3 separate regions of the Homo sapiens genome follow, and all the other regions are linked to region 3. A link is an interaction called in ENCODE POLR2A ChIA-PET data of the cell type or tissue named here. Cell type or tissue: HepG2. All regions are shown on one strand. Links, peaks and the distances in the headings refer to the core of each region. The heading gives the core; the rest is flanking DNA. Region 1 has its middle 18 kb from the start of ATF7IP2. Region 2 overlaps LINC01290 (long intergenic non-protein coding RNA 1290). Region 3 holds the start of LOC107984877 (a long non-coding RNA gene).

Evidence for each region. ChIA-PET counts read pairs that join two places held together with the same protein. Peaks named below come from ENCODE experiments on the same cell type or tissue, not always from the same donor. Only the 100,000 strongest peaks of a DNase experiment are listed, where the experiment ranks them.
Region 1: POLR2A ChIA-PET joins it to region 3 with 5 read pairs; 1 of 35 experiments calls an interaction of 5 or more read pairs at or near these places.
Region 2: POLR2A ChIA-PET joins it to region 3 with 6 read pairs; 2 of 35 experiments call an interaction of 5 or more read pairs at or near these places.

Annotation. Positions count from the first base shown.
Region 1 is chr16:10,363,832-10,372,094 of GRCh38, forward strand. No RefSeq gene overlaps it. Among named protein-coding and RNA genes, the nearest start is that of ATF7IP2, 18 kb to the right of the region's middle. In HepG2, for the core only: a CTCF peak has its summit at 5,413 (motif pointing right); DNase peaks (open chromatin) are centred at 3,990 and 5,400.
Region 2 is chr16:10,516,666-10,523,128 of GRCh38, forward strand. All of the region lies in intron 1 of LINC01290 (long intergenic non-protein coding RNA 1290), which reads right to left. Among named protein-coding and RNA genes, the nearest start is that of LINC01290, 8.3 kb to the right of the region's middle. In HepG2, for the core only: a CTCF peak has its summit at 5,207 (motif pointing right); DNase peaks (open chromatin) are centred at 3,996 and 5,216.
Region 3 is chr16:10,449,066-10,457,328 of GRCh38, forward strand. The region is part of intron 8 of ATF7IP2 (activating transcription factor 7 interacting protein 2); the gene reads left to right. It overlaps LOC107984877 (a long non-coding RNA gene), which reads right to left and starts at 6,037. Exons shown (of 2, transcript XR_007064983.1): 1 at 1-6,037. In HepG2, for the core only: no CTCF peak of the experiment used is centred there; a DNase peak (open chromatin) is centred at 3,826.

The DNA.
Region 1 (8,263 bases), core at 1,656-6,655, 85 kb before region 3:
AAATGGGAGAAATTGGCCAAAATAAAAGGGCTGCAGGCCCCATGAAAGTCTAAAACCCAAGAGGGCAGTCATTTTCTTGTCTGGAGACATGAGCACTAGAGAAAATGGAATCAGTGTACTCAAGTTAAAAGCTAAGTTCTTGCTCACATACACAGAAAACAAAGGAAATTAACAGGATTATGTTTTCTTTTCTTTTTATTTTTTTTTGAGATGGAGTTTTTTGCTCTTGTCGCCCAGGCTGGAGTGCAAAAGCATGATCTCAGCTCACTGCAACCTTCACCTCCCAGATTCAAGGAGTAGCTGGGATTACAGGTGCCCATGACCATGCCTGACTAATTTTTGTATTTTTAGTAGAGACGGGATTTCACCATGTTGGCCAGGCTGGTCTCGAACTCCTGACCTCATGATCTGCCCGTCTCAGCCTCCCAAAGTGCTGGGATTACAGGAGTGAGCCACCAAGCCTGGTCTGAGGATTATAAAGTTTTCTATACAAGACTAATTTAACAATTTAATCTGTTAGAGATTGTATTCCTTTTTTTTTTTTTTTTTTTTTTTTTTAAGATAGAGTTTCAACCTTGTTGCCCAGGCTAGAGTGCAGTGGCGTGATCTCAGCTCACCGCAACCTCCACCTCCTGGGTTCAAGCAATTCTCCTGCCTCAGCTTCCTGAGCAGCTGGGATCACAGGCGTGTGCCACAACACCCGGCTAATTTTTGTATTTTTAGTAAAGATGGGGTTTCTCCATGTTGGTCAGGCTGGTCTCCCAACTCCTGACCTCAGGTGATCTGCCCGCCTCAGCTTCCCAAAGTGTTGGGATTACAGGCATGAGCCACCGCCCCTGGCCACTACAGTTTGTAATCTTGACCTTAGGGTTTGTTTTCTTACAGCTGGTGTTCATTTCCTTTCCAATTTATTTATTTATTGAGATGGAGTTTCTCTATTGTCACCCAGTCTGGAGTGTGATGGCATGATCTCGGCTCACTGCAAGCTCTGCCTTCCGGGTTCAAGCAATGCTCCTGCCTCAGCCTCCCAAGTAGCTGGGATTACAGGTGCCAACCACCACATCCAGCTAATTTTTGTATTTTTAGTAGAGATGGGATTTCACCATGTTGGCCAGGCTGGTCTCAAACTCCTGACCTCAGGTGATCTGCCTGCCACGGCCTCCCAAAGTGCTGGGATTACAGGCATAAGCCACTGCACCCGACAGCTTGTTTGTTTGTTTATTTATTTAAATTCTTATTTTTTGTTTAGAGATAGGTCTTGCAGGCCAGGCACAGTGTGATCTCAGCACTTTGGGAGGCCAACGTGGGCGAATCACAAGGTCAAGAGTTTGAGACCAGCTTGGCCGACATGGTGAAACCCATCTCTGCTAAAAATACAAAAATTAGCCAGCTGTTGTGGCGTGTGTCTGTGATCCCAGCTTCTCGGGAGGCTGAGGCAGGAGAATTGTTTGAACCTGGTTGGTGGAGGTTGTGGTAAGCTGAGATCATGCCACTGCACTCCAGCCTGGGCAACAGAGCAAGACTATCTCAGGAAAAAAAAAAGGGATGAGTCTTGCTCTGTCACCCAGACTAGAGTACAGTGGCTTGATCATAGCTCACTGCAGCCTCAAACTTCTAGGGTCAAGCGATCCTCCCACCTCAGCCTCCCAAGTATCTAGGACCACAGGCATGTGCCACTATAAGTGTCGAATTAAAAAAAAAAAACATTTTGTAGGACAAGGACAAGGTCTTGCTATGTTGCCAGGCTGATCTTGAACTCCATGCTTCAAGGAATTCTTGCTCTCAACCTCCCAAAATGCTGGGATTACAGGCATGAGCCACCATACCTGGCCCTACATACGTTTGTTTCATGTAAAAAATATTTTATTATGTAAGAGTCAAATTATGTATTTTCTTTTCTGAATTAGTTATCCATTGCTATGCAACAACCCCAAAACTTCAAACAAAAACCACTTAGCGTCTCACAGTTTCTGTGTATCAGGAATGCAGGTACAGCTTAGGTGGGTGCTTCTCAAGATTGTGCAGGGGGTTCCAGTCGAGCTGTCAACTGTAGTCAGCTCAAGACAATTGGCCAGGCACAATGGCTCGCTCCTGTAATCCCAGCACTTTTGGAGGCCAAGGTGGCCATATCACCTGAGGTCAGGAGTTCGAAACCAGCTGGCCAACATGGTGAAACCCTGTCTCTACTAAAAATACAAAAAATTAGCCGGGCGTAGTGGCGGGCGCCTGTAGTCCCAGCTACTTGGGAGGCTGAGGCAGGAGAATGGCGTGAACCCGGGAGGCGGAGCTTGCAGTGAGCCGAGATCCCGCCACTGCACTCCAGCCTGGGCAACAAAGCGAGACTCCGTCTCAAAAAAAAAAAAAAAAAAAAAAAAAAAAAAAAAAATTAGCTGGGCGTGGTGGCACATGCCTGTAATCGCAGCTACTGGGGAGGCTAAGGCAGAAGCATCACTTGAACCCGGGAGGTGGAGGCTGCATTGAGCCATGATTGCGCCACTGCATTCCAACCTGGGTGACAGAGCAAGACTCTGCCTGAAAATAAATAAATAAATAAACAAACAAACAAATAAATAAATAAATAAAAAGACTCTACTGCGCCTGAGGATCCACTTCCAAGCTCACTCACATGGTTGTTGGGCAGCAATTTCTCATGGTGAGCCTTTTTATAGGAAGGCTTACAGGTTTCCAAGAGAACCAGGGAAGGTTCCCAAGACAGAAGTCACAGACTTGCTGTAACCTAATCTCAGAAATGACATCTGATCATTCCTGCCATATTCTATTTGTTAAAAGCAGTTCAAGGCTGGGTGCGGTGGCTCACACCTGTAATCCCAGCCCTTTGGGAGGCCAAGGCAGGCAGATCACCTGAGGTCAGGAGTTTGAGACCAGCCTGACCAATATGGAGAAACCGTCTCTCTGCTAAAAACAAAATGGCCGGCTAATGCCTGTAATCTCAGCTACTCAGGAGGCTAAGGCAGGAGAATCAATTGAACCTTGGAGGCGGAGGTTGCGGTGAGCCGAGATTGCAACATTGCACTCCAGCCTGGGCAACAAGAGCGAAACTCCATCTCAAAAAAAAAAAAAAAAAAAAGGCAGTTCAAGTTCAACCCATACTCAGTAAGAGGGGAATTAAAAAGGTATGACTCCCAAGTGGGGATCACTGGGAGTCATCTTAGAAGCTATGGACGTTACCCCCAAAGTCTTCAAGTAAAGTTAACCTTTCATAAAAATGAAATGTGTTTGTGGTTTGGCTAGGAATTTCCCTTGACCTGGCACTGCATATTACTGCATATTCCTACATATTCCAGTTTGAGAAGCCCAGTTTATGCCACATGAGTAAAAAAGCCATCTCGACATCCAATATTTATTCTGGCAGAGACTAAGAAACTGAGCAATAGGCTGGGAGCGGTGGCTCACGCCTGTAATCCCAGCACTTTGGGAGGCCGAGGCGGGCGGATCACGAGGTCAGGAGATTGAGACCCTCCTGGCTAACATGGTGAAACCCCGTCTCTACTAAAAATACAAAAAATTAGCTGGGCATGGTGGCGGGCGCCTGTAGACCCAGCTACTCAGGAGGCTGAAGCAGGAGAATGGCGTAAACCTGGGAGGCAGAGCTTGCAGTGAGCCGAGATCGTGCCACTGCACTCCAGCTTGGGGGACAAAGCGAGACTCCATCTCAAAAAAAAAAAAGAAAGAAAGAAAGAAACTGAGCAATAGTTCTAAATGCTGGCTGCATATTAGATCTAGCTGAAGAGCTTCTAAAAAAAATGCTGGCTGGTCACTGTAGCTCACGCCTGTAATTCCAACAGTTTGGGAGGCCAAGAAGAGAGGATTACTTGAGGCCAGGAGTTTGAGATCAGCCTAAGCAACATAGCAAGACTCCATCTCTACAAAAAATAAAAATTAGCTGAGGGTGGTGGCATGTGCCTATAGTCCCAGCTACTCATGAAGCTGAGGCCAGAAGATCAGAAGATCACTTCAGCCAAGGAGGTTGAAGCTACAATGAGCTATGATTGCACAACTGCATTCCAGCCTGGGTCACAGAGCAAGGCCCTGTCGCAAACAAACAAAAAAAAAATTAAATTAAAAAATAAATAAAAATCCCAGCTGGGTGCAGTGGCTCATGCTCATAATCCCAGCACCTTAGGAGGCCAAGGAAGGAGGATTGCTTGAGGCCAGGAGTTTAAGACCAGCCTGGACAGTGCCGTGTGACCTCATCTCTAAAAATTCCCAATACGCAGATCCCCACCCGGACCAATAAAATCTGAATATCTAGTATATAGAACAGATTAGGTGATTACAAATAACTGAACAGCTTTGTTGAGGTATAACTGACATACATTAAACTGGATTTGGTGATCTTTTATTTTTGTTTTTGCTTTTCTTGAATTGTGTAATTTTAATCTGCAGTCTGAATAGAAAGCCTCTGATCTTGAAGCAGAAAAAGACAAGTTATCCTATTATTATTATGATTTGTCTTTCATTCCATCCATATGATAACAGAATCCTGGAGAAGTGATAAAAGGTGGAAAGAAGATAAAGGGAAATGGAAACAACAAGGAAAAGAACAAAATCTATTTGAGGTGTAATCATAATATAATAGAGGGAGTTAAACAGTGCTTCTCAAACTATCTTCAGTGAAAGATCAGTTGGGTTTTTTCCCCCAACCCTTTGCAAACACACTACTTTTGTAAAATACAATAACATTTTCTTAGCAATGTTAAATTGCTACTTAGATGCCAAACTCTTATTGTCCCTTTCTGTACTTGTCTCAAAGCAAACCAGTAACAAAGCAAACCAGATTGGTGCAAGTCTGCAGACCTCACACTGACTAACACTATCTATCCAATCACTGGCTCAATTATTACTTGGTCCTTACTTCAGTGTTGACAAAAAGACTCTTAAGATGTGTCTGACACCAGTTTACGTAGCTTAAGGTTACAGGTTAATAGTTATCTCATGAGACATCACAACTTCTCAGGTACAGCTTCTAGGTGATTTTACCATATGGGGAATGTTTAATTGCACGAGATAGGGTTGAAGAAGATGCAGACTTACTTTCAATTCAGGAAGGTTTCCCCCCTTCCATTACTTACTTTTTACCCCTAAAAAGCAGTTTTCATTGAAATATGATATTTTATTGGTTAGCTTTTGCCCCATGTAACAAGCCAGCCCAAAACTTACTGGTTTGAAACTACAAACATGTATTAGCTCAAAGTTAGTCAGGCTAGCAATCTGGGAAGGACTCAGCTATGTTGAGCATGGGCTTAATTATTTATTCTTCGTTGCACATGTTCAAATACCAGGACACTTGACTGGGCAGGGTGAAATGGCTGGGATAATTGAAGCTTCTCTCCGCATGATCTCTCTTTCTCCAGCAAGCTAGCCTGGACTTGTCCACATGGTGGCAGAACTCCCAAGAGTGGCAAGAGAGAACAAGTCCCACTGCAGAAGCATCTTTCAGGGACCTGCTACATTGTTACCACCTGAGTGGGTTCTTGCCCACTGCCCATAGAGCCAACACTGAGACAGCAGTTGTTGCTGTAAAGAAAGAGTTTAATTATTGTGAGACAACTGAGTGGGAGAACAAGAGATATTTCTCAAAGCCACCTCCCTGAGAATTCAGAGGTTAGGATATTTTTGTTTTTTGTTGTTCTTTTTTTTGTTTGTTTGTTTTTGTTTTTGTTTTTGTTTTTTGAGATGGAGTCTTGCTCCTTTGCCCATGCTGGAGTGCAGTGGTACAATCTTGGTTCATTGCAATCTCTGCCTCCTGGATTCAAGTGATTCTCCCACCTCAGCCTCCCAAGTAGCTGGATTACAGGTGCCCATCACCATGCCCAGCTAATTTTGTATTTTTAGTAGAGACAGGATTTCACCATGTGGGCCAGACTGGTCTCAAACTTGTAATCTCAAGTGATCCACCCACCTTGGCCTCCCAAAGTTCTAGGATTACAGGCATGAGCCACTGAACCCAGCCAGTGGCTAGGATTTTTTAAAGGATAGTTTGGTGGGCAGGTGTGTTAGTCCATTTACACACTGCTATAAAGAACTGCTCAAGACTGGGTAATTTATAAAGAAAAGAGGTTTAATTGACTTGCAGTTCCACATGGCTGGGGAGGCCTTAGAACATACAATTATAACAGAAGGAAAAGCAGGCATGTCTTACATGGCAGCAGGCAAGAGAGTATGTAAGAGCACAGGAAAAACAACCATTTATAAAACCATCAGATCTCATGAGAATTCACTCACTAATACGAGAACAGCATGGAGGAACCACCCCCATAATCTAATCACTTCCCTCCCTTGACACGTGGGAATTACAATTCGAGGTGAGATTTGCATGGGAACACAGAGCCAAACCATATCAGCAGGGGTCCAGAGAATGGGTTCTGCTGATTGATTAGGGATGAAATCATAGCAGTGTCTAAGCTGTCTTCATGAGCTGAGTCAGTCCTTGCAAAATAGGGGAGTCACACGACCAGTCAAGTCAGTTCCTTGGCTGGGGACATGGGCCACTGACCCACATGGTGTCAGCTGGTCCTCTTGCAGGTAAAGCCTGAAAAATATCCCAAAGACCAGTCTTAAGTTTTACAGTAGTGTTTGTGACTGCCAGTTACTATGGAAAGCAAGCTGAGAAACAATGGCAGGTTATCATTTAACTATGCCAGTAGCTTAGTAGAAAAGTTTGTGGGAGGTGAGATTTCTGGTGGTCAAAGCCACCTGGCAGCTCCCTTGACAAGTCTAACATCTGGAAGCCATCTAGGAGGTCTGCGTGATTTAAGAATTGTTGTTTAATAAAAAAGAAAGTTCATTAACCTTTTGGTCAGCCTGCCTTGGGGCTAGGACAGGAAGATAATCAATTATTAGTGACTACCACTTATTGAAATGACTATGTGCAGGCAATCATGAATGGAGGAGGAAAAGGTCAGAGAGAAGGGAAAATATCTTTTTCATTTATTTGAGACAGGGTCTTGCTCAAGTCCAGACTGGAGTGCAGTGATGAGATCATAGCTCACTGCAGCCACAACCTCCAAGGTTTCAGTGATTCTCCCGCCTCAGCCTCCTGAGTAGCCGGGACTACAGCCATGTACCACTAATATTTTTTCCCTTTTTTTGTAGAAATGGGGTCTCATTGTTGCCTAGGCTGGTCTCAAAATCCTGGGCTCAAATGACCCTCCCTCCTCAGCCTCCCGAAGTGCCGGCATTACAAGCGTGAGCCACTGTGCCTGACCAAATTTTTAATATATTTTTGTAGAGAGAGAGTCTCACTATGTTGCCCAGGCTGGTCTTCAGTTCTTGGCCTCAAACTATCCTCTTGCCTCAGCCTTCCAAAGTGCTGAAATTACAGGTGTGAGCCACAATGTCTGGCCCATATTCTGGTTATACCCTATTATTGATGGGCATTTGGGACACGTTCAGTTTCGGGTTATTACACATAGTGCTGCTATGCACATTCTGGTATATGTCATTTGGTTATACACACATAGGCATTTCTGTTGTTACAAACTTAGGAGTAGAATGGCTGGGCACAGTGGCTCACGCCCGTAATCCCAACACTTTGGGAGGCCAAGGCGGGCAGATCACAAGGTCAGGAGTTTGAGACCAGCCTGGCCAATATGGTGAAACCCCATCTCTACTAAAAATCCAAAACAAAATTAGCCGGGCATGGTGGCGGGCACCTGTAGTTCCAGCTACTCAAGAGGCTGAAGCAGGAGAATCGCTTGAACCCAGGAGGTTGCAGTGAGCTGAGATCGTGCCACTGCTCTCCAGCCTGGGTGACAGAACGAGACTCCATCTCAAAAACAACAACAACAACAACAACAAAACAAAACAAAACAAAAACTAGGAGTAGAATTGGTGGGGCATGAGGCATTGCTGTATTCAAATTTAGTAGATATTGTCAAAGTTTTGACAATACAAACTGTACAATACACCTGGACTTTGTACAATTGGTACAAAGTCAAATTGTACCAATTGCACTCATATCAGCAGCACATGAGAGTCCTTGGTGTTGCATATTCTCTCCAACACTTGATATTTTTGACCTTGTCATTTTAGCCTATCTAGTAGGTATGTAGTGGATCACACTATGGTTGTAATTTGCATTTTCCTAATTCATATGGTTGAACATTTTTGTATTGTTTATCGGCCATTTGGATATCCTCATTTGTAAAGTGTCTGTTCAAAATATGTGTGCTCATTTTTTTTTTTTTTGGTTGGGTTGCCTATCACTTTTAGTGATTTGTAGGTGTTCTTTATATATTGT
Region 2 (6,463 bases), core at 1,464-6,463, 67 kb after region 3:
TAAATAAATAAAATAAAAATGTGTGGCGCCCCCACCCTTGCTCCTGCCCTGGCCATGTGACATGCCTCCTTCCCCTTTGCCTTCCACCATGACTGTAAGCTTCCTGAGGCCTCCCCAGAAGCTGAGCACATGTCAGCATCATGCTTCCCATAAAGCCTGAAGAACCATGAGCCAATTAAACCTCCTTTTTTTTTTTTTTTTTTTTTTTTTGAGACAGAGTCTCTCTCTGTTGCCCAGGCTAGAGTGCAGTGGAGCAATGATGGCTCACTGCAACCTCCGCCTCCTGAGTTGAAGAGATTCTCCTACCTCAGCCTGCCGAGTAGCTGGGACTACAGGTGCCTGCCACCATACCTGGCTAGTTTTTGTATTTTTAGTAGAGACAGGGTTTCACCATATTGGTCAGGCTGGTCTCAAACTTCTGATCTTGTGATCTGCCTGCCTCAGCCTCCCAAAGTGGTGGGATTACAGGCGTCAGCCACCGTGCCCGGCCTTAAACCTCTTTTCTTTATAAATTACCCAGTCTCAGATGTTTCTTTTTTTCTTCTTTTTTTTTTTTATTTTGAGACAGAGTCAGCCTCTGTCACCCAGGGTGGAGTGCAGTGGTGTGATCTTGGCTCACTGCAACCCCCGCCTCCTGGGTTCAAACAATTCTCCTGTCTCAGCCTCCCAAGTAGCTGCGACTACAGGCGCCTGCCACCACACCTAGCTAATTTTTGTATTTTTGGTAGAGACGGGGTTTTGCCGTGTTGGCCAGGCTGGTCTTGAACTCCTGACCTTAAGTGATCCGCCCGCCTTGGCTTCGCAAAGTGCTGGGATTACACGTGTGAGCCACCGCGCCTGGCCTGTTATTATATTTTCAAGACACCTCTCAGGGCCACTGTGTTTATTGTGCTTAGAGAGGGAAAGAAGAGAACTGACAGGTAAGGAGGAAGCTCCGATGCTCTGGGTCATAACCACCTCCTAAACTGAGCTAATTGGCCTAGTTTACGGAATCAAGCATCCCACAAAGTATTCCCAATTGCAATCGCCAACGTCCCTCAATCCAAATCCCTGGAGAGCCTGTCAAAATGGCAGATCCCAGGGCCCCAGCCCTTGAGGTTCTGACTCAGCAAGTCTGGTGCGCAGCCCAGGAATCTGCAATCTCAAGATGTTCCCCATGGATTCTAAGGCAGAGCATCCATAAACCATTCTTTAAGCAACTATTTTCCCAGCCAGCAAATTATAAAGACTTTTTTCAAGTACAACGAGACAGAAAGCCAAGTGAAACTTAAAATTAGTTGACCTGCTGGCTAAATCTGCTAAGTGGGCACTTGCCCCATATCACCCTCTGGCTCTCTGCTTCCTCTGCCAGGGAACGAGCTCAGCAGATGAGGCTGGAGCATAGAGGGCGGAGTCGCCTGTCCTTTAGCAGGTGCTCTGGTTACTGGGTCAACTCACACATGGGGCAGGGAGGCGGAGCCTGCAAGTCCCACCTTGCCATTGAGTGGAGGCAACTGTTTTTTGTGTGTGAATATTCTTGTTTTGTTTTGTTTTGTTTTGTTTTGTTTTGTTTTGTTTTGAGACAGAGTCACTGTGTCACCCAGGCTGGAGTGCAGTGGTGCAATCTCGGCTCACTGCAAACTCTGCCTCCTGGTTTCAAGGGATTCTCCTGCCTCAGCCTCCGAGTAGCTGGGATTACAGGCGCCTGCCACCATATCTGGCTAATTTTTGTGTTTTTAGTAGAGATGGGGTTTCACCATCTTGGCCAGGCTGGTCTCGAACTCCTGACCTCTGGTGATTTGCCCGCCTCAGCCTCCCAAAGTGCCAGGATTACAGGTGTGAGCCACCATGCCTGGCCTGGAGGCAACTCTTGAGGTTGGGATGTCTGCAGTTCAGACTGAAGGCTCCTAATCCTGCTTGGAACTCCCAGCAACCTGCCTCACGTTCATCCCATAGGAAAACCTACAGGATAAGCCAGCAGCTGCTCCACGTGCTGACTGCACACCTTCCTGCTCTTCCCCGACTCCTCTCGTCTCCCGATGACAAGATCAGCCACCGCCTGCTCTAGATGACCCTTCTGATTCAGTCCTGCTGTTTGCAGCCTCCCCACTTTAGCGGCTTCAGCACTTCTCTAACCATGTTTCAGGTGACACTGTCTTTTTCTTTTCCTTCCTTCCTCCCTTCCTTCCTACCTCTCTTCCTCCCTCCCTCCCTCTCTTCCTTCCTCCCTTTCTTCCTTCCTTCCTCTCTTCATCCCTCCTTCCCTCCCTCCCTCCCTCTCTTCTTTCCTTCCATTTCTCCCTCCCTCCCTTGATTCCTCTCTCCCTCCCTCCCCCTTCCTTCCTTCCTCCTTCCCTCCCTCCCTCCCTTCCTTCCTTGAGATAGAGTCCCATTCTGTTGTCCAGTCTGGATGGAGTTCAGCGGCATGGTCTCAGCTCACTGCAGCCTCAAACTCCTGGGCTCAAGGGATCCCCTTGCCTCAGCCTTCTGAGTAGCTGGAACTACAAGTGCACACCACCACACTCAGCCAATTTTAAAACTTTTGTAGAGATGGGGCCTCCCTATGTTGCCCAGGCTGGTCTCGAACTCCTGGCCTCAAGCAACCCTCCCACCTCAGCCTCCCAAAGGCTCCCCTCGCTTCCCTCCCCTCCATTCCCTCCCTTCCCCTCCCCTCCCTCCTCTCCCTCCCCCTCCCCTCCCTCCTCTCCCTCCCCCCCTCCCCCTCCCCTCCCTCCTCTCCCTCCCCCTCCCCTCCCCTCCCTTCCCCTCCCTTCCCGTTCCCCTTCCCCTTCCCCTCCCTCCCCTCCCCTCCCTTACCTTCCCTTCCCCTTCCCCTCTCTTCCCTTCCCCTCTCTTCCCTTCCCCTTCCCCTTTCTTCCTTTCCCCTTCCCCTCCCCTCCCCTCCCTTCCCCTCCCCTCCCCTCCCTTCTCTTCCCCTTCCTTCCCCTTCTCTCCCCCTTCCTTCCCCTTCCTTCCTCTTCCTTCCCCTTCCTTCCCCTTCTCTTCCCCTTCTCTTCCCCTTCCTTCCCCTCCCCTCCCCTCCTCTCCCTTCTCTTCCCCTTCCTTCTCCTGCCCTCCCCTCCCTTCCCTTCCCTTCTCTTCCCCTCCCTTGTCCTCCCCTCCCCTCCCTTCCCCTTCCCTTCCCCCCCTTTTTTTTTTTGTTTTTTTCAGATGGAGTCTCACTCTGTCACCCAAGCTGGAGTGTAATGCCATGATCTCAGCTCACTGCAACCTCCGCCTCCCGGGTTAAAATGATTCCCCTGCCTCAGCCTCCAAGTAGCTGGGACTATAGGCACACGCCACCATGCCTGGCTAATTTTTTTGTATTTTTAGTAGAGACAGGGTTTTACCATGTCAGTTAGGCTGGTCTCATACTCCTGACCTCAAGTGATCTGCCTGCCTTGGCTCCCAAAGTGCTGGGATTGCAGGCCACCGCACCCAGCCTCCTTTCCTTTCTGAGACAGTGTCTTCCTCTCTTGCTGGAGTGCAGTGGCACAGTCACAGCTCACTTCAGCCTCAATCTCCTGGGCTCAAGCGATCCTCCCACCTCAGCCTGCTGAGTAGTTGGGGCGACAAGTGTGCCACCTCACCTAGCTAATTTTTAAAATTTTTTGTAGAGACAAGGTCACACTACATTGCCCAAGCTGGTCTTGAACTCCTGAGCTCAGGTAATCCTCCTACCTCAGTCCCGCAAAGTGCCAGGCTTACAAGCATAAGCCACCACATCTGGCTTGCCATCATTTCTTTCTGGATAGGACAATGGCAGACCACAGCAATTGAACTTCCCTTCCTGGCCAAAAAAATAAAAAATAAGCATAAAAAATCTGTGCTTTAAAGTAACCCTGTGCCAAGGTGAAGTAACACCTCTCTTCTCTTACATGTGTTCAAGACCCTGGTGAAATTAACTATTGTCCTTCTACAAACACAGAGAAGCCGTTTCTTCCTGGTTCCTCTGGTCTGTTTGTTTTAGCTGATGACAAATATTGAGCAAATGTGCCGTTTCAGCTTTGGGATGGGGAACATCCCGTGCTGTTCTCCTGTGTGTTCAGAGAGACAACAAGGGCCCTGGTGGGGGAGACTGTCATTGGCTTTCCTTCCAAATGGGTGTGAGCTACTCTAGGCCAACCACCTTCGCTGGCAATTTCCAACAGCCCCCAAGTAGCCCCACCATCATGGTTGCCAATCACCGTATTTCCTGGTGTATATAGGACCCAACAGCAGTGGCTCTCCCTTGGAGGCAATTTTGTCCCTACCCCTTGTAGAGGGCATTTGGCAATGTCTGGAGACATCTTTGGTTGTCACAGCAGTGGTGGGGGGTGGGGTGCACTGTTGACATCTAGTGGGTAGAGGCCAGGGATGCTGCCACACATCCTACAGTGTACGGGACAGTCCCCACCAATAATTCTGCAGCCCAAATGTCAATTGTACTGATGCTGCAAAACTCTGCCCTACAGGTATACAATATGGAGTTCTTACAAGAAAAACTTTACAAAGAAAGAAACTTTTGAAAGAAAACACTCACAGAGACTTTTCATAATACACCTATTTAAAATGAGTTCAAGGCTGGGTGCGGTAGCTCATGCCTGTAATCCCAGCACTTTGGGAGTCTGAGACAGGGGCATCACTTGAGCCCAGAAGTTCAAGACCAGCCTGGGCAACATGGCGAAATCCTGTCTCTACAAAAAATACAAAAATTAGCCCGGCGTCGTGGCATGTGCCTGTGATCCTCCCACCTACTCGGGAGCTGAGGTGGGAGGATCATTTGAGCCCAGGAGGCAAAGGTTGCAGTGAGCTGAGATCTCACTACTGCACTCCAGCTTGGGTGACAGAGCAGGACCCTGTCTCAAAAATAAATAATTAATGAATGAATAAAGAGTTCATAATAGGTTTGTACTGAAAATATATTCTTTTTCTCATGCAAGTATAGTCAATTCTACACTGACATTCCGTTGCAAACTGTAAATCTGTCTCAATGTAGTAATATACTACTAACAAAAGCACAAAAATCACATGGCTAATCCCATGGCTATATATTAATAAATTGAGATAAATGAAAGTAGGTACATAGCCATGTTCTAGCAGTAACAGATTTAATTCTAAATTAATCAGGATTTGTACACATCAGCTTTTATCAACTGCGTTGGGTTTGGCTAAGTTGGATGTGCAATTGGTATCTTTGCTTCAATGTTTTATTGCTATACCGTGTTGTCACATGCCACCACTAGGGGGTGGTAGTAGTACCCGCTCTTCCACTTTCTGGACGCTTGGCTTCCCCTGGCCATGAAGCAAATGCATTGGAAGCAGGAAATTTTTGAGATACATGTTTTGAGGGAGGAGTAGAGATTCATTCCACATCTTGACATGTAAAACACTTTGGGTCTGGGCGTGGTGGCTCATGCCTGTAATCCCAACATTTTGGGAGGCTGAGATGGGCAGATCATTTCAGGTCAGGTGTTTGAAACCACCCTGGCCAACATGGTGAAACCCCGTTTCTACTAAAAATACAAAAATTAGCTGGGGGTGGGTTGGGTGTGGTGGCTCACGCCTGTAATCTCAGCACTTTGGGAGGCCGAGGCAGCCAGATCATGAGGTCAGGAGTTCGAGACCAGCCTGACCAACTTTGTGAAACCCTGTCTCTACTAAAAATATGAAAATTAGCTGGAAGTGGTGGGGGGTGCCTATAATCTCAGCTACTCAGGAGGCTGAGGCAGGAGAATCGCTTGAACCTGGGAGGCAGAGGTTGCAGTGAGCCGAGATCACGCTGCTGCACTCCAGCCTAGGCGACAGTAAGACTCTGTCTCAAAAAAAAAAAAAAAAAAAAAAAAATTAGCTGGAGGTGATGGCACATGCCTGTAATCCCAGCTACTCAGGAGACTCAGGCAGGAGAATTGCTTGAACCTGGGAGGTGAAGGTTGCAATTAGCCAAGATCATGCCACTGCACTCCAGCCTGAGCGACAGAGTGAGGCTCCGTCTCAAAAAAAAAAAAAAACAGGAAACAAACTTTGCGAGACCAAGGTGGAAGATCGCTTGAGCCCAGGAATTCCAGATTGCCTGGGAAACATAGCAAGACCCTATCTCTACAAAAATAAAAATAAAAAATTAGCCTGGTGTGGTGGTGCACGCCCATGGTCCCTGCTACTTGGGAGGCTTAGATGGGAAGATTGCTTGAGCCCAGGAGGTTGAAGCTGCAGTGAGCTATGATTTTGTCACCGCACTCCAGCTTGGGTGACAGAGTGAGACCTTGTCTCAAAAAAAAAAAAAAAAAAAAGCTAAGTATGTAACAACAGTGCAGACTGTACATAATATAGCAAAGAATATGTAGGTGTGATATGGATGAATATAGTTTGAAATTAGCTGTGGGTAGACAGGGAACTGGGCTTCTGATAGGATTTAGTAGACATTTGATATTTTGTTTGCCCAACATCTGAACTTCCTTCCTACGTTGGGGAATTCCTTTCCTTCTGAGTCTTGGTGGGTTGCAGA
Region 3 (8,263 bases), core at 1,612-6,611:
AATCATGTGGTTTTTCTCATTGGTTCTGTTTATGTGATGGATTAAGTTTATTGATTTGTGTATGTTGAACCAGCCCTGCATCCTAGGTATGAAGCCAACTTGACCGTGGTGGATAAGCTTTTTGATGTGCTGCTGGTTTCAGTTTGCCAGTATTTTATTGAGGATTTTCGCATTGATGTTCATCAGGGATATTGGCCTGAAATTTTCTTTTGTTGTGTCTCTGTGAGGTTTTGGTATCAGGATGACGCTGGACTCATAAAATGAATTAGGGAGGATTCCCTCTTTTTCTATTCTTTGGAATGGTTTCAGAAGGAACAGTACCAGCTCCTCTTTGTACCTCTGGTAGGATTTGGCTGTGAATCCATCTGGTCCTGGACTTTTGGTTGGTAGACTATTAATTACTGCCTCAATTTCAGAACTCGTTATTGGTCTTTTCAGGAATTCGATTTCTTCCTGCTTTAGACTTGGGAGGGTGTATGTGTCCAGGAATTTATACATTTCTTCTAGATTTTCTAGTTTATTTGCATAGAGGTGTTCATATTATTCTCTGATGGTAGTCTGTATTTCTGTGGGATCAGTGGTGATATCCCCTTTATGATTTTTTATTGTGTCTATTTGATTCTTCTGTCTTTTCTTCTTTATTAGTCAGGCTAGCGGTCTATTTTGTTGGATCTTTTTTAAGAAAACCAGCTCCTGGATTCATTGATTTTTTTGTTTGTTTGTTTGTTTTTAAGGGTTTTTCATGTCTCTATCTCCTTCAGTTCTGCTCTGATCTTAGAGTTATTTCTTGTCTTCTGCTAGCTTTTGAATTTGTTTGCTCATGCTTCTCTACTTCTTTTAATTTTGATGTTAGGGTGTCGATTTTAGATCTTTCCCGCTTGTGGGCATTTAGTGCTATAAATTTCCCTCTAAACACTGTTTTAAATGTGTCCCAGGGATTCTGATACATTGTGTCTTTGGTCCCATTGGTTTCAAAGAACATCTTTATTTCTGCCTTAATTTTGTTATTTATCCATTAGTCATTCAGGAGCAGGTTGTTCAGTTTCCATGTAGTTGTGTGGTTTTGAGTGAGTTTCTTAATACTGAGTTCTAATTTTATTGCACTGTGGTCTGAGAGACTGTTAGGATTCCCATTCTTGTGCATTTGCTAAGGAGTGTTTTAATTCCAGTTATGTGGTCAATTTTAGAATAAGTATGATGAGGTGCTGAGAAGAATGTATATTCTATTGATTTGGGGTGGAGAGTTCTGTAGATGTCTATTAGGTCCACTTGGTCCAGAGTTGAGTTCTAGTCCTGAGTATCCTTGCTAATTTTCTGTCTCGTTGATCTGTCTGATATTGACAGTGCGTTGTTAAAGTCTCCCACTATTACTGTCTGAGAGTCTTAAGTCTCTTTGTAGGTCTTTAAGAACTTGCTTTATGAATCTGGGTGTTCCTGCATTGGGTGCATATATATTTATGATAGTTCTTCTTGTTTCATTGATCCCTTTACCATTAGGTAATGCCTTTCTTTGTCTCTTTTGATCATTGTTGGTTTAAAGTCTGTTTTATCAGAGACTAGGATTGCAACCCCTGCTTTTTTTTTTGTTTTCCATTTGCTTGGTAGATCTTCCTCCATCCCTTTATTTTGAGCCTGTGTGTGTCTTTGCATGTGAGATGGATCTCCTGAATACAGCACACCAATGGGTCTTGACTCTTTATCCAGTTTGCCAGTCTGTGTCTTTTAATTGGGGCATTTAGCCCATTTACATTTAAGGTTAATATTGTTATGTGTGAATTTGATCCTGTCATTATGATGCTAGCTGGTTATTTTGCCGGTTAGTTGATGCAGTTTCTTCACAGTGTCAATGGTCTTTACAATTTGGTATGTTTTTGCAGTGGCTGGTACTGGTTGTTCCTTTCCATGTTTAGTGCTTCTTTCAGGAGCTCTTGTAAGGCAGGCCTGGTGGTGACAAAATGTCTCAGCATTGGCTTGTCTGTAAAGGATTTTATTTCTCCTTCACTTATGAAGCTTAGTTTGGCTGGATATGAAATTTTGGGTTGAAAATTCTTTTCTTTAAAAATGTTGAATATTGGCCCCCACTCTCTTCTGGCTTGTAGGGTTTCTGCAGAGAGAGCTGCTGTTAGTCTGATGGGCTTCCCTTTGTGGGTAACCTTACCTTTCTCTCTGGCTGCCCTTAACATTTTTTCTTTCATTTCAACCTTGGTGAATCTGACGATTATGTGTCTTAGGGTTGCTCTTCTCCAGGAGTATCTTTGTGGTGGTCTCTGTATTTCCTGAATTTGAATGTTGGCCTGTCTTGCTAGGTTGGGGAAGTTCTCCTGGATAATATCCTGAAGAGTGTTTTCTAACTTGGTTCCCTTCTCCCTGTCACTTTCGGGTACAACAATCAAACATAGGTGTGGTCTTTTCACATAGTCCCATATTTCTTGGAGGCTGTGTTCGTTCCTTTTCAAAAATTCTTTTTTCTCTAATCTTGTCTTCTCACTTTATTTCATTAAGTTGATCTTCAATCTCTGATATCCTTTCTTCCGCTTGATCAGTTCAGCTGTTAATACTTGTGTATGCTTCATGAAGTTCTCATACCGTGTTTTTCAGCTCCATCAGGTCATTTATATTCTTCTCTAAACTGGTTATTCTACTTAGCTATTTATCTAACCTTTTTTCAAAGCTCTTAGCTTCCTTGCATTGAGTTAGAAGATGCTCCTTTAGGCTGGGTACACTGGCTCACACCTGTAATCCCAGCACTTTGAGAGGTCGAGATGGACACAAGGTCAAAAGTTCAAGACCACCCTAGCCAACATAGTGAAACCCCATCTCTACTAAAAATACAAAAAAGTAGCTGGGCGTGGTGGTGCACGCCTGTAGTCCCAGCTACTCAGGAGGCTATGCAGGAGAATCGCTTGAACCCGGGAGGCAGAGGTTGCAGTGAGTCGAGATCGCTCCACTGCACTCCAGCCTGGGCGACAAGAGCAAAACTCCGTCCCAAAAAAAAAAAGTGCTCCTTTAGCTCATTGGAGTTTGTTATTACCCACCTTCTGAAGCCTACTTCTGTCAACTTGTCACCCTCATTCTCCGTCCAGTTTTGGTCTGTTGCTGGCAAGTAGTTGTGATCCTTTGGAGGAGAAGAGGCGTTCTTGTTTTTGGAATTTTCAGCCTTTTTGGGCTGGTTTCTCCCCATCTTTGTGGATTTATCTACCTTTGGTCTTTGATGTTGGTGACCTTCGGATGGGGTCTCTGAGTGGACGTCCTTTTTGTTGATGTTGATGCTATTCCTTTCTGTTTGTTACTCTTCTGTCAGGCCCCTGTGGTGCAGGTCTGCTTGAGGTCCACTCCCGACCTTGTTTGCCTGGGTATCACCAGCAGAGGCTGCAGAACAGCAACGATTGCTGCCTGTTCCTTCCTCTGGAAGCTTCATCCCAGAGGGGCACTGACAGATGCCAGCCAGAGCTCTCTTGTATGAGGTGTCTGTTGGCCCCTACTGGGAGGTGTCTCCCAGTCAGGATACACGGGGGTCAGGGACCCACTTGAGGAGCCAGTCTGACATTTAGCAGAGCTCAAATGCTGTGCTGGGAGATCCACTGATCTGCTGCTCTCTTCAGAGTCCTGTCCGGCAGGGACATTTAAGTCTACTGAAGCCCTCAGGTGCTCTGTCCCAGGGAGATGGGGGGTTTATCTATAAGCCCCTGCTGCCTTTTTTTCAGAGATGCCCTGTCCAGAGAGGAGGAATCTAGAGAGGCAGTCTGGCCACAGTGGCCTTGCCGAGCTGCAGTGGGCTCGGCCCAGTTCAAACTTCCCAGTGGCTTTGTTTGCACTGTGAGGGGGAAACCGCCTACTCAAGCCTCAGCAATGGTCAATGCCCCTCCCCTCACCAAGCTTGACCATCCCAGGTCAACCTCAGACTGCTGTGCTGGCAGCGAGAATTTCAAGCCAGTGGATCTTAGCTAGCTGGGCTCCGTGTGGGTGGGACCTGCCGAGCCAGAACACTTGGCTCCCTGGCTTCAGCCCCCTTTGCAGGAAGAGTGAACGGTTCTCTCTCACTGGCATTCTAGGCACCACTAGGGTATGGAAAAGAAAAACTCCTGCACCTAACTCAGTGTCTGCCCTAACAGCCACCCAGCTTTGTGCTTGAAACCCAGGGCCGTGGTAGCATAGGCACCGGAGGGAATCTCCTGGTCTGTGGGTTGTGAAGACTGTGGGAAAAATGCAGTATCTGGGCTGGAGTGTACCGTTCCTCACGGCATAGTCCATCATGGCTTCCCTTGGGTAGGGAAGAGAATTCCTTGACCCGTTGTGCTTCCCTGGTGAGAGCCCCACCATGCTTTAGCTCGCTGTCTGTGGCTACACCCACTGTCCAACTAGTCCCAATGAGATGAACCAGGTACCTCAGTTAGAAATGCAGAAATCACCTGCCTTCTGCATCAATCTTACTGGGAGCTGCAGACCGGAGCTGTTCCTATTCAGCCATCTTGCCAGCAATCCGAAATAATTTTATAGTGAATACTTGTATACTCAGCACTTAGATTCTGAAAACTGAGCAAGGAGCTTTCTTTGTTTATTTATTTTTTTGAGATGGAGTTTCAGTCTTGTTGCCCAGGCTGGAGTGCAGTGGCACAATCTCAGCTCATCGCAACCTCCATCTCCTGGGTTCAAGCAATTCTCCTACCTCAGCCTCCCGAGTAGCTGGGATTACAGTCATGCGCCACCACACCTGGCTAATTTTGTATTTTTAGTAGAGACAGGGTTTCTCCATGTTGGTCAGGCTGGTCTTGAACTCCCGACCTCATGTGATCCGCCTGCCCTGACCCCAGGTGATCCACCCGCCTTGGCCTCCCAAAGTCCTGGGATTACAGGCATGAGCCACTACGCCTGGCCCACAGCTTTCTTCGTAAGAAGGCTTTTACTTGAAAATCCAATTCTTTCGTAGGTACAGAGCCATTCAGTTTTTTTTTTTTTTCCATCTTTTATCAGTTTTGCAAGTTATCTTTGTAAGGAATTTATCCATGTTATCTAAATTATTGAATTCACTGTCATAAAGTTATCAGTAAAATTCACTTGTCCTAGGCTGGGCGCGGTGGCTCACACCTGTAATCCCAGCACTTTGGGAGGCTGAGGCGGGCAGATCACAAGGTCAGAAGTTCGAGACCAGCCTTGCTAACACGGTGAAACCCCGTCTCAACTAAAAATACAAAAAATTAGCCGGGCATGGTGACAGGTGCCTGTAATCCCAGCTACTTGGAAGGCTGAGGCAGGAGAATCGCTTGAACCTGGGAGGCGGAGGTTGCAGTGAGCCAAGATTGTGCCACTGTACTCCAGCCCAGTGACAGTGTGAGACTCCATCTCAAAAAAAAAAAAAAAAAAAAAAAAAAAAAATTCACTTGTCCTTTTAATGTTTGGGGTTCTACAGTGTATCACTGTACTTTGTTTCTGATGTGGGTTAATCTGTATATTTATTATTTTTCCTTCTTGATCAACCAGATTTTGTTATTTCTATCATTTGTTTTCTTTATTTTGATTCCTGTTTTTCTTTATTGTCTTTCTTTTACTGACTTTAGTTATAATTTGTTCTTTTTCCAGGTTCTTAAGAGACCTTTTCTAACATTAAACATTTAAAGCTGAATTTCCTTCTAAGTATCACTTATTCTAAGCATCTTCTTAGTGGTTAGATTATGTACTTCTTAATGCAAATATTATAATCTTTGATACATCATATCTTTGTTTTCCATCAGTTCAAAATGATTTATAATGTTCCTTGTATTCTTTGACATATGAATTATTTGGAAGTGTGTGTTTAATTTCAAAATATTTGTGACTTCTAGGTATTTTATTTTTATAATACCTGATTTCATTTGGTCAGAGAACATACTATGTAAAACTTAAATTTTGAAAGTTAAACTTATTTTATAGTCCAGCATATTATTTTACTTGACGAATGTTCCATGTACAGAATGTTGGTTGTAATGTTCTGTAAATGTCATGTTTGAGTTAATTGTGCCAAGATGGTTGATAGTGTTTTTTCGACCTTCTACAGCTATGGTAGATGGAAAAAATGGTCCCTGCAAGATGTCCATGACCTAATTCCCAGAACTTGTGAATATGTTACCTTACATGGTGAAAAGAGTCTTTGTAGGTATTATTAAATTAAGTACCTTGAGATGATGGGTAGTTAATCCTGGATTATCTGTGTGGGCTCATTTTAATCAAAAGGGTTCTTACAAAAAAAGTGGCAAGAAGGTCAAAGGCAGAAAAAGGAAATGGGACAATGGAAGCAGAGGCTGGAATGAAGTACACTGAAGATGGAGGAGGGCCTCAAGTCCAGAAACGCAGGCAGCCTCCAGAAGGAAGGCCAGTACCTTGATTTTAGCTTAGTAAAACTGATTTCCAACTTTTGGCTTCTAAAGCTGTGATAAAATAAGTCATGCAGTTTGTGGTAATTTGTTAAGGTAACTTCAGGAAATTCACAAAGAATTTGGTACCAGGAAGTGTGGGGTGCTGCTGTAACCAATACCTAAAAATGTGAAAGTGGCTTTTGAGTAGGGTAATGCATAGAGACTAGAGGAGTTTTGAGGAGCATGCTTTATAAAAAGCCTAGATTACCTTGAACAGACTCTTAGTAGAAATTTGGAAGTTAAAGACTGCCCGTGGAGGTTAAAAGGAAATGAGCACAGTGGAGAAAACCTACCATGGACTTAATACCTAGATCTTCATAAACAAACTTTTGATAGAAATATAGACATTAAAAGCATTGTTGGTGAGGACTTGAAAGGAAATGAGGATACATGTTATTGGAAACAGGAGGAAAGGGGATTTGTGTTACGTAGTGGCAGGAAGTTTAGTTGCATTGTATCCTACATTATATGGAAAACAACTTGTAAACTATGAATTTGGATTTTGTTTGACTTATGAGATTTTATTTCTTTTTTTATTTTTTGGAGTCAAAGTCTGGCTCTGTTGCCCAGGCTGGAGTGCAGTGACACAATCTCGGCTCACTGCAACATCCGCCTCCTGGGTTCAATCAATTCTCGTGCCTTAGCCTCCTGAGTAGCTGGGATTACCGGGGTGTATGAGGTTTCTAAGCAAAGTGTTGAAGGTTTGGCCTGATTTCCTCTTGCTTCTTTTCACAATGTGAGAAAAAAAAAGAGAAAAATTGAAGAAGAAACAAACTGTTTAGCAGAAAGGAACCAGGACTTAATGATTTAGGCAATTCTCAGCCTGACCAGATTGCAGAAGACTCTAAGAGGCTCACTATCAGAAGAGTATGCCCCGGAGAGAAAGTCAAGATTTTGGCTGGACACCCTTTTGCTAGTGCCTTGGAAGGATCAAATGTCTCAGTATCCAGTCACAGGGAGGGCTCTTTGAAAACACTAAGCATAGGACTCCCTTTCAGCAGGAAGTTCCCCTGTTTAGGTTTAGTGTGTAGATCCTGGCCTCTTCTTTTAAGCTGCAGTTTCAATGACAGTTTACTTTTCAGAGCTCTTACAGTGCCATACTGCTTAGCTTCATTCTTCTGGCTCCACTGGGTCTCCCATTTAGCCCCTGCCGGTGCCACCTCAATCCCCAGTGCCATTGGGTGGGAAATTCAGGAAAAGTTGGCCTATGGTCACTACCACTGCAATGGATTGGGCCTGCCATTGCCCCAGATGTCAGATGAGCACCCAACTGATAGTGCTGCTGTGGTGAATTGGGCCCCCTAATCCTACCAGTATGGAATTGGGGGGTTAGCCACCACTGCTACAGGTTTGGGGCAACAGATGGGTGCCCAGCTTCCATGGCACCTAGTGCATTTTTGTTCATGCTGTCCTTGATCCTTTTGAATTAATGTACATATATATTTACATATATATAAAATGCTGCAAGTTCTCAACCAAAGCTGAGAACACTGAATGTTTCAGCTTCAAGTTTTAAATAAACTCAACAATTGGAAGAGCAAGTTAGCAATCTGAGTTATTTCTAGTCTTTATTAAAAGTATAACAAAAGTAAAATTTTCTTAAATATAGTGTTTATTAGTTCCTAAAAGTTAGTCTAATAGGAATAAAGTGTTGTCTAAGTACCTGAACATTTGTTTTTCCTTCTTTCCATCCAAGCTAGGAAGTTGATGTATACCATCATTTTTATTTCTTCGGAGTTTTTAAAAATTCATTTTGGCAGGCAAATCACAATCATGGTCATCAGCCATCGAAATACATGTGATTTAACTTATGTTTTGCCATATGTATGCAAGAATACTTTGAAAATGCTAATTTTGTTTGGAAGGATACAATT